2 separate regions of the Homo sapiens genome follow, and region 2 is linked to region 1. A link is a contact called in ENCODE Hi-C or POLR2A ChIA-PET data. All regions are on one chromosome and are shown on one strand. Each heading gives the region's core, a stretch centred on a gene start or an enhancer-like site at or near the end of the contact. The rest is flanking DNA. Distances are from core to core; before and after follow the strand shown. Region 1 holds the start of LINC01179 (long intergenic non-protein coding RNA 1179). Region 2 overlaps LINC01179 (long intergenic non-protein coding RNA 1179).

What was found. Hi-C counts contacts between places; a loop is a spot of excess contacts on that map. ChIA-PET counts read pairs that join two places held with the same protein, here RNA polymerase II (POLR2A). Pooled maps may share reads with other maps.
Region 2: a map of MCF 10A shows a loop between it and region 1 (5-fold over the local background). The contact joins the enhancer-like site here to the promoter of LINC01179 in region 1. A Hi-C loop is called at or near these places in 1 of 168 maps with a recorded cell type or tissue (MCF 10A) and 1 of 50 pooled maps. POLR2A ChIA-PET finds 5 or more read pairs at or near these places in 3 of 52 experiments (MCF 10A, WTC11 and activated naive CD4-positive, alpha-beta T cell).

What each region holds. Positions count from the first base shown.
Region 1 is chr4:165,682,736-165,687,932 of GRCh38, forward strand. It overlaps LINC01179 (long intergenic non-protein coding RNA 1179), which reads left to right and starts at 1,904. Exons shown (of 6, transcript NR_121676.1): 1 at 1,904-2,018; 2 at 3,049-3,131.
Region 2 is chr4:165,736,336-165,741,949 of GRCh38, forward strand. The region is part of intron 4 of LINC01179 (long intergenic non-protein coding RNA 1179); the gene reads left to right. It overlaps LOC101928131 (a long non-coding RNA gene), which reads right to left. Exons shown (of 4, transcript NR_121677.1): 2 at 1,996-2,360. Among named protein-coding and RNA genes, the nearest start is that of LINC01179, 55 kb to the left of the region's middle. Within about 2 kb of position 2,361, at least 2 of the 41 ENCODE cell types and tissues checked have a DNase peak (open chromatin) inside an H3K27ac peak, as active enhancers do.

The DNA of each region.
Region 1 (5,197 bases), core at 654-3,153:
TTTAGATGAGTTCATTATTTTGAATAGTTGACAAATATTAATCCAAAACCACAAATTCCTTTGTGTTTAATTTCAGGAGCTCAGGGAAGTAGAAATAGTATTTGTTGGTAATCGGCTATATTTCCATAAATATGAGTCAGAGAACAAATAATCTTATAAAACCAAACTAAAAGGTAGAGGTGGTGAAAGGACTGGAGTAATATAGAGAAGATAAAGGAGATGACAGGCTACACAAGGCTCTGTGAGTTTCTGAGATCCAACTTCTTTTATTTCTTTGCTCAACAAATACTTGTTAATCATGTTATGATGTAACGGTCACTGTGCAGGGTTTTAAAGATTCGGAGAAAAAGTAGAGAAATGTGGCCCTGCTCTCATGAAGCTTCAGTCTAAAGAGGAGAGCAGATATTAAACAAATAATTACACAATTAAGACTGAATATGTTAGCACGTGGAGAAGTAGAGCGTGAAAAAGGCAATCCCTACATTCAGTTTCACAACCTTTCTACGTAATGGTGAGAGTGAGTTCCTCATGTACATTATCTGAGATTGTAATTTTTTTTTAAAGGAAGTTACCAACCCCATCAGTGTTTTACACTTATGGTAACTATATACATCATCATTCAAACCAGTTCACTGGTGTTAATCATTATGCCAGATAATGGCACAAAACAGGACCAAAACTCACTCTTTTTAAAGGGGCAATGAGGAGAGGACTCAAAGCAAATAAAATAATGACAGAGACAACGATACATTTGTTCAGGAAGTAAACAGTATTTTTCCTATGATGAGGTAAATAAATCAAGGAGGAAAGGAAAGAACTATTTAGAGAAGTCCAGTAGAATGTAATTAAGACTAATAGCATGAACCTAAACAGAGGAAAAATTGAGCTAAGTAAAGTACCAGCAACAATTTTCTAACAGCTAAGACAGATTATAAAAATCCTCTCAAGGGAAGGCACTTCAGCTAATGTGAACTGAAATATTAAAAATTAAAATGGAGAACATCCATGATACATATACTAGAAGAACTACGCCTTCACCATTAAAAGATAATTGAACAAAGACATTTTTTCTAGCTCTAATTCTTAATATTCTTGAAAACTTTCAAAGTTTTCATTTTTTTTTTCTTAAGGCAAAAAGCCCTTCTTTGTGACTGTAGTATCTAATCTCACTTGAGGTACTTAAAATCCCAAGACCAAACATTGGCACAGCTCAGATCATATCCTGGTTTTAATCTGTTCACTTAGTTTCTGTCTTAAAAACAACAACAACAACAACAACAACAAAGTCCATGGCTGAAAGGTCCAAGAGTTCTTTCCTAAAAGTTTCATTTACAAAAGACGCAATTTAAATGAACGTCTTCATTGGGCACCACAGAGGGCCAATCCAAGATACCCTATCTCCAAGTGTCTACTTTAAAAAGGCAAGGGAAACTGGCTCTGTCTGGGATAGGAAAGTGGGCAAGGCAGAATTCTAGTTTCTATAAATATTATATGATTCTTTTAATTTGGAAAGAATCAAAATTCATTTGGCCTAAAATATTTGGATACGTGTCTCAATTACTCTGTTAGTGTAAGCCCGACCTCCTCTCTGCTAGCAGAAAGAATTGGCAGACAAAATACATGCTGGTGACTCAGTGTGAGGTGTTCTCTCCTCCTTGGGGGGACGAAGCGGGAGCAGAGAACACTGAAGCCAGAGGCACTGACTTAAAATGGAGCATCTGATCCTTAAAGATCCCCTGGTATTTGTTGTCAGAGATGTCAGCTGGATTTCAGTTCAGATAATTACATTTTGCTTGTCTAATGCCCCTAGCAATTTCCAGTGGGATCTTCATTTCCCATCAGAAATTGCTCTGCATGTGATGCTGTGCTTCATTAAACAACTGCCGTGTGCTAGCTCACAGGTGGTGTTTGTTTCAGTGGTCACTGAAGTAATCTCTCCGCAGGCCCATGCCAGCCATACTGCCCAGACTTGAATTCTCTCCAGAGAAGTTTCTCATCCAAGATCCCCAGTAAAGAAAGTAAGTCAATCTTTAAGAAAGGGGAGTTTAGAAATGAATGACTACAGAGCGGGTTTCAAGAGGGTGTGTTTTAAGAGGCTGAATTTCGACATGTCTCTTCAATATGTACTCCAGTGGACCAATTTAATCTGGGCTGTCTAAGTTTTCTCCTTTTTACAGGGATCTTAGGATCGATTAGTCCTGATAGAAAAAGTGAAATGATGGTAAGGTCTATGGCAATTAACTTTCATTTCAAGGATTTGGGAGAACTTGGATAATTAAACTGTCAGGGAATCCTTACACATGTTTTCTTTGTTTTACATTTTCTCAAAATAGCCTCAGCTAAAACATTTAATTTGATGGGAATTAAGGTGGAGAATCCAGATACAAACTACCCCAAGAAAGCACTGTACTGAACCAAAGGCTGATAGCACACCTCAGGACTCTTTTATTGTTCTTGTAAATGCGTTTTAACTATAAAGTTTTCCATGGGCGTGTCATAATCCAACCACAGAAAAATTTATAATTAAAAAAATAAAAATTACTTTCATATTCTTTAACACAAGTAGGATGAGTTCTTTATAGGGGATATAGAGTGAGAAACCCCACTGTTGTGATGGACACAATATATTGTTCAACTACGTTAAAATGCCAATTTTTTATAAATTAAAATTACAGAGAAGATATTAGTTGTGATTGTCAAAAAGATGGAACATTACAATTTTGTGATTTCACCTATTTTTAGAAATATAATAAATATAGTAAAGAGGGAAAAATCTGGTAAATTATGGAGTTTATTTCTGTACTGGTTCATACAGATGTATTATCCTGTCATGATTTTAATAATAGTACTGTGGTGTATATGGAAGACAAGCCTGTAATCATTGGTAATTTGTGTTGTCTTGTTGTAATATGAATATTGACAATTAAAGTAAGTTCATATTATATTGAATATTTAAAATATCAAATGATTATATATATTTTTATTGAATACACCAGTACATCAGTTGTTTTTACACAGGAGAAATCCTTCTTTCTTCTCATTTGCCAGGGACTACTGAAGGAAAAAGGAAAGAAAATAGAGCTTCTTTCATCTTTATTCTGGGGTTTTCTGCAATTTTTTTAAAGAGAAAGGTAATGCATGTATTCAACTACATGTCTAGCTAAAAATACACTCTAATATAAAGTTTTAGAAGAGAAAAAAGAAACATACATTATTTATCTGTTTTATGAACTGAAAGAAAAAAATCAGAAAATAGTAGCAGTAACATGTTCTCTTATCAGCTACCCAAATCCCCACCACCGATCTCTATTTTTATGCTTTCCAGACAACTTTAGAAGAAAAGTTAAAGTCGGTATTTCCAACTTGTTGCTGATATGATGAAGCTCTTTAGTGAAAAACCAAAATCCTACTGTCTGAGAAAAGCATCACATCAGCAATGTCATAGGTCAGTCTCTCGGAATAAGTTATCACTTTGACACTTGTGATTTAACCACCATGCGAGTTATCTGACACAATTTTTCACCATAGGGTGATGTCTTTTCTGGAATATCTTTCACATTTCTAAACTCTTATCATCCAGTTTTGCTTATTCTTTAGTACATTTATCTCCTTTTAGTGCTAGAGAACCGTTAAGATGGCTTATATGGATACAGAAAATAAGACAAGATTAAATGAAAACCAAATTACATGAATAAAGAAAATGGGCTCACAGAATGAGAATAGGAACAAAATCATGAAGTTAGGAATATGCTGCTAGGTAAATGCTTAAGGGTTCTTCCCTGCTGAAAGGGGGTCATGAATTTCATTTACACTTTTAGTAAGCAATATAAGGGTAAAAGGAATCATTTGCTCAGGAGAAGCCCAATAATTCTTGGTACTGAAACTGACAGTGGCCTCTCCCAGGAGTCCTCATCGAGGGGAAACTGCGATTTAATGAGTAATATCCTTGTAGCAGCCTTACATTTTATGGAGAGAGTGTGGTCCAGTTTAGGAGCTACCTAGTTAGGCCTACATTTGAACAGGCTCTGTACTTTCATCACTGGCTATGTGACCTCAGGAAATTAACTTATGAAGTCCCAGGTTGAGCATTTGTAAAGTGTGTCCACCTCATATGAGGTGAGGATTAAATGAGACAAGGCACATGAAATGCCCAGCAAAACCACTGGTACCTGGTGAGTGCTCGATAAATGTTAGCTTTTACTAATCTGTGGTTACTTGGGGAGTGCAAAGGCACTTCAGTGTTAGCTCAAATAACTATGCATACAGAAGTAATTTGATGTGAAAACAAATAATATGAAGCATTGCGAAGTCTTGAATGTATATATTTGAGCTTACCCACGTGTGTGCACACATACAGAATGTTGATTTTTGTCTATTCCTTGGCCCTCTATTATATATATAGTAACTTTAACCTAGGCATCTAGTGTATGTTGAAGAAAGTTTAGCATTTATGTTTTACCAACTCCCAGGTTGGGTATAAGAACAAAAATTTGCAAAATAGGTGCCTTTTTCAAGTGCTGAGAATGGACTTGAGTTCCTAGAGTCAGCAAAGATGTGGATTAGGAGATAATTCAGACCAGCTAAGTAGACAATAAATGAATCCTATTATTGTTTTTTTTCCCCTTTCTACAAATCATTTCCTCATTTTAAGTAAAGAAGGAAATAGAAGGCTGAGAACTTTGGCTGGACATGGTTTTTTCAAAGCATTTCTCACAAGTGAGAAAAGGAACCGGGGTTGCCAGCTTCTGTAGGAAGAACTCAGTATCCACCACACAGAGATGAAAGAGGCACATTTTCCTAAGTATTTTTCTGTGATTGGAGTTTCAAAGAGTGATGAATTTGAAAGGTCAGCAGTTGATGCTTGTTTTTTAGTGTAGTTCTGGCTGGGAAATGGTATGATCAGAGAATGGAACTCTGACAAGTGAATTCTAAGTCTTCCACAGAAAGAACTTCAATAGTAGCAAAAAATTTGGGCAGACGAGATGGTAGATCCACTAATTTTACTGAACAATCAATTTGGTATGCCAAAATCTGCCGATCCGTTTTTGGTTTTAAGTCCTGAAACAGTATAACATGAGAAATTTTGTTAATATTTGTTTTGTTTTGTTTTCTTAGAGCATGAAGTAGCATAAAGATTATTCTGTATATTTCTCTTCTCTTTATCTTGCCTATGCCAGAAGTTTTACTGGACATGTTA
Region 2 (5,614 bases), core at 1,111-3,610, 54 kb after region 1:
GCACAGAACAGCAGAAGTGAGAGTTGAGGGTGAGCAGTGTCTGGAATGGACTGAAGAAGACAATGAGTATTGTTGGTGGCCTTGAGACCAGTAATGTGGGCTATAGTTTGTCCCATCCTTTTCCTTTTATCAGTTTTCCTCAGGAAAAGAGTTCCATCAGAATCATGGAGGAACTGCTCTCAGAACTTCAATCCCTCCTTAGGCTCCAATGCCACCTGCTATTCAAGTCACTAACATCTTTCACCTGAAACAGTGTCTTGTCTCATAGGCCGGCCATTATCCACCACATCACAGCTAGAGGGAACTGTCAGCAACAGAAGTCAGATCATGTTATTTTTCTGCTAAAAACACCCCCAATGGTTTTCCAACGCCCTTAAAATCAACTTGAACTTCATGGCCCCAGGCTGCTCCACAGACCTCGTCTCCTACCGCTCTCCCTCATGCCCACGTGGGCCAGCCATATTGGCTTCACTCTCATGAGTATGCCAAACTCCTTTCATATCAGGAGCTTTCTCTACCCTTCTGTGTCTGGGATGCACTTTCTCCTGATCTTCACACGGCTGGTGGTGTCACTTCCTTTATGTCTCTGCCCAGATGTCACTTCCTCAGAGGGGTCTTTCTAGACACTATATCTAAAATACCCTATGTCATCTACAACCTAACTGATTAGTTGGCTTTATTTTTTTCATTGTACACGTAACAATTTCTAATGAGATTGTTATTTTATTATTAAAATGTGATTTAGGTATTAAATATTATTTAGGTATTACTGTGAGAATCCCTCATTTAGTGTAAGCTACATGTTTATCTTTATATCTCTAGCACCAAGAATAATGCCTGCCATGTGCTAATTCCTCAGTAATTATTTATTGAATTAATGAATGATGCATATATAATGTTTATTAAAGATTAACCAATGAGTGCCTTCAGTGAATTTGTTGCCATCATTTGCAGTGGATTTTGTTGCTTTTCCTTTTAAAGAATAAGCCCAAACTACAGACCACTCTTAAGAATATTATGAATGAAAAATCTGTATATCTATCATATTTTTTAAAACTATGGTTATTACATGACTAGGGTATATAGTATATTACCCTGAAAAAAATTCCACTCTCCAGCTTACTTTGGTAAGAGTATTTAATTTGCCTGAGCCAGATTTTAGTTACAAACTTCCAAATGAGTCATTGTTTCTTTGGGAACATTTATCCTACCTGTTTCCACCACTTCCTCTGGGGAGGTTAATCTAAATTCTGATAATACCAAGAAAGGCAGAACTTAAGTTTTGTTCTTATTATTAACAAGTTTAAATGACTACTTTTGAACTTTTCCTTTTATTTGAAACACATAATTGTGACTTTCTAAATTGAAGTCAGCCATTAATATATAATTCAGAGCCTACTGGATGACTTTTCTTTGTGGATACTGACGTCATTGTTCTCTTTCTCAATGGTACAAACAAAAACACTTCAGAAAGTAAACCCTTGTCTATTGTTACAGTAAGGTGCATAAGTATTCAAGCCTAATTTTTCAAGGTAACCTTTTAGGTAATTACAGACACTGTCCTGCCATTTTATGGAGGGGAACTTATTGATTTATATTTTTTTAAAAAACAAAAGGATTTGATGAAATGTTCAGTTAGCCAACCTGACAACTCTTTTATTTTTGTTTTGTAAGAGTCAAGCTTGACTTCTTACAAAATTACAATTTAGATGTTAAATGACATCTCTTAGGAACATTCAGAAATAGAGATAATTAGAAAAATAAATTTGGAAATTAGCTTGCAGGGCCCTTGGTTAGGGATCTTTGGGCATAGTGAGCCATCTCTTTAAAGAAAAATGAGGTACTATCTTTAAGAGAACTGAAGTTACCTGGACCAAATCACAGCATGGCTTATCTGCTTCCTCCCTCCCTCAAAGGTAAAATCCTCTCTGAGACACAGAAGTATCTGGTTAAATTTTATCTCAAGATAGCCTACTTGGGACAACATGCATTTACCTGCTGTGGTAGACAGAATAATGCTTCCTGGAAGATGTCCATGTCCTTCTTCCTAGAACCTGTGAATATGTTAACTTATATGGCAACAGGCATTCTGCAGATGTGATTAACAACCTTAAGATGGAGAAGCTATCCTGGGTTATCCAAGCAGGCCCAATGTAATCACAAGGGTCCTGGTAGGAGGTCAGAAGAGTCAGTGATGTGACAATAGACACAGGTCAGAGTTATGTGGCCATGAGCCAAGGAGTGTCGGCTGCCTCTAGAAGCTGGAAAAGGCAAGGAACAGACTCTCTCTTGAAGCTTCCAGAAGAAACTGGCTGTGCAAATACTCCATAGGACTCATTTTGGCCTTCTTATCTCCAGAGCTGGTAAGAGAATGAATTTGTTGTTAAAGCCACAAGGATTGTGATGATTCATTACAACAGCAATAGAAAATGAATACACCTACATTACCTTGACCACAATTTTGGGTGAAGACACTAGTTAAATATTTGCCTGAAGCTCACTCTGTACATTTGGGCATAAGAAAAGCTCTTCAGACTGTGGTTTTGAGGCAAAGTGACACAAGGGAGTACAGATCCTCTTCAGCATGTAAGTTTAGTTTAAGCTTAAGCATACTTTACATCTTAAATTTTTTAATGTATCTACTCAAATCTAGTCTAAATCTAGTGTAGTAACTCTGAGCAGAAGGCATAATTCTAATGAAAGCATAGAAAAAATCTCAAGGATTATATGTGTAGTTTGAGTAAGGCATGGCTTCGTTTCAAATGAAATGAAATCAGATCATGAGATTTAAGATTGAGAAACGCTGACTTAGAGGCACTGAGACTTGTCTACGTTTCCTGGGAAATTCTTCTTATACTTTATTTTTCCTCTTCACTATCATTATGACAGTTTCCTATTGTATTACATTTATTTAGTTCCTTAACTACACCATTGATTCCTCTGTGATTAGGATCATGCCTTAATCATTTATGTGATTCACACTTAGCACAGGGATAATGATTTAGTTTATGCTCAATATGTGTTTAATAAATTTGAATTCTCATTCTGGGATTTTAGGATCTTTTGCTGAATATCTATAATTTTAAGATCCTTTGCCAAATATTGTAGAATTTTTACCATGCAGATGCCAATGAAAGCATTTGGTACTGCTGATCAATAAATAATTGTTTGGCTCTATTAAAAACTACACACTTGTATCCTGTGTCCGATTTTTATCTCCCAATTATTTGATAAATCTTCATTGATTGTTTTATTTAAAAATTATTTTTTCTAGAATGTTAATGACAGAGCCTTTAGAAATAAGTTACATAAGATTAATGTTTTATTTTGTTGGTTGACCTCTCAGGGCTTTTTTCCATTTTGGCCTTCAGAAGTCAACAAATTAAATTATGAAACTATTTCTTCCCTTATTCTTTCACATCTTTGCTCCCTATTTTTTTCTTTTGCCTCATCCAAGTGAGGATTCTCCCGCCTGGATTTTAACTGTCTTGATTTGTAGCTGGCTCTTTTCTATAATGTACTTATGTCTTATTTTATCTGTAAACTATTATGTTAATCTGAACCCTAGAATCTTTTAAGCGACGTAATCACTTACAATGTTACCAATATCTCCTTCAGAAAATATTATTTTGATCTGAGAGTTTCAATCTAATTCATCGTGGAATTGTAAATTTCTCTGAACTACTAACTTTAGCTACCACCACTCCTATCCCTCAATGTCCCTGTTCAGAAAGAACAGGGGCCAGAAAGAGTTCTCTTTTTTTTTTGAGACAGAGTCTCGCTCTGTCGCCTAGGCTGCAGTGCAGTGGCACGATCTTGGCTCACTGCAAGCTCTGCCAAGCAAGTTCATGCCATTCTCCTGCATCAGCCTCCCGAGTAGCTGGGACTACAGGCGCCCACCACCACGCCCAGCTATTTTTTTTATTTTTGGTAGAGACGGGGTTTCACCGTGTTAGCCAAAATGGTCTCCATCTCCTGACCTCGTGATCCGCCCACCTTGGCCTCCCAAAGTGCTGGGATTACAGGCGTGAGCCACCGCGCCCAGCCCAGAAAGAGTTCTTAATTTCTTCCCTATATATATCTAAAATAAAAACCAAAAGCTTCACTGGTAAAGGTTACTACCCCATTGGATTTTTTATTCAAGTGGTCATAATTTTAAAAAATTAAATTTTGTGCACTTTGTAGACTAAGTTTTGTCTGAAAGTAGGTAACTTTGAGGTAGAGCAAACCAATGCCTCAAAAAGGGATTTCCTTTATTACCAGCTAAGGAGTATTTTTGAATATCGATCACAGCTAATAATTTCTGAGAATGCATTTACTTTTTAGAATATTAACAATTTTGATCATACAGAATTATTTTTTTTTGCACTGAGAAAGAGAAATCTCTATTCTTCCTATAGTGAAAGTGCATGGCACATAACAGTGCAATAATTTTATCACTTTCACTCATAAAATAATTGCAGAGTGGGAAAAGGCATCCTACCAAAGGAAAAAAAAAGTAAGGAGAAAACCTATGTTAAATAATGAAATATCTAACTGTAGAAATGTTTTTAAAAGTAACATTGTTCCTTTAAATTTAATGCTGACCACAATGCTTTGTAATTTTCCTTACGAAAACTGGATTTTCCCAGCATGACACCCAGTGCTGGCATCAATATCAGACGCTTAAAAATACTCATGCCAAGGAGTTAACAGGAAATATCTTGGCAAATTCAGAGTCCAAAGGAAAGCACAAAATTGTCAGAACGCATATCGTGTTTCTCAGAATTATCTGTATCATGTTGGAAGTTTTTATACGGAAGTGTGTGTTGACACAAATGATTAAGGCCAGGATTCCTACAATTGACAGGAAAATGACCTATAAATAATGACCTCTGATGGACTTGTCATGCAGTCATTAAGTGAAATATTCTAGTACCAGTTTCCTCTCTTTGGTATCCCAGTTTCCGGCTTCTGTGAAGTACTTTTCCTTTGCGAAGATCACTCATTTTACCTGAGACCATCAGATTTTCTCTGGGCTTTATGAAATGATAATTTCATTTACTGTCTTAGCAGATAGCAATATCAATTGAGTTTCACAGCCTTTTTGGGGCACAATTTTGGTTACACGAAAATTTTTTCTGAAGAACCTCTTATTTCTATTGTTATCTAAAATGCAAAGTAAACTGCTTGAAATATTGAAAGTTTAGGATTTTTTCAAGTTTAAGATAAAAGTTAATTTTTAAAGTCATTAAGCAACTAGTTTGCCTATTATTTTATATAATGTATTGTCGATTTTTCATTAAATTTATACATTTCAATATAATTCCTTGGGAAATGGTATTCAGAAACTTGCAAATGAGATATTATATTTCAATTATCTCACCATATATGTATATCATAAATGAAATGTAAATTTCTAGAAAACTAATTTTATTAACCAAACTGAGGACAGTGAATGAAATCACAGTTCACTTTTAATTTTCATAGGGCCCATTCAGGTTTTCTTCTCTTTAGTCATTTCTCCTTCTAACCCCAAAACACCCTATGAACCAGTGGTCTATTTTTTTTCCTTCTTCTTTCCCTTTTTCCCTTCCTTCCTTCATGTCTGTGGGTAAGAGATTGCAGAGGAAAA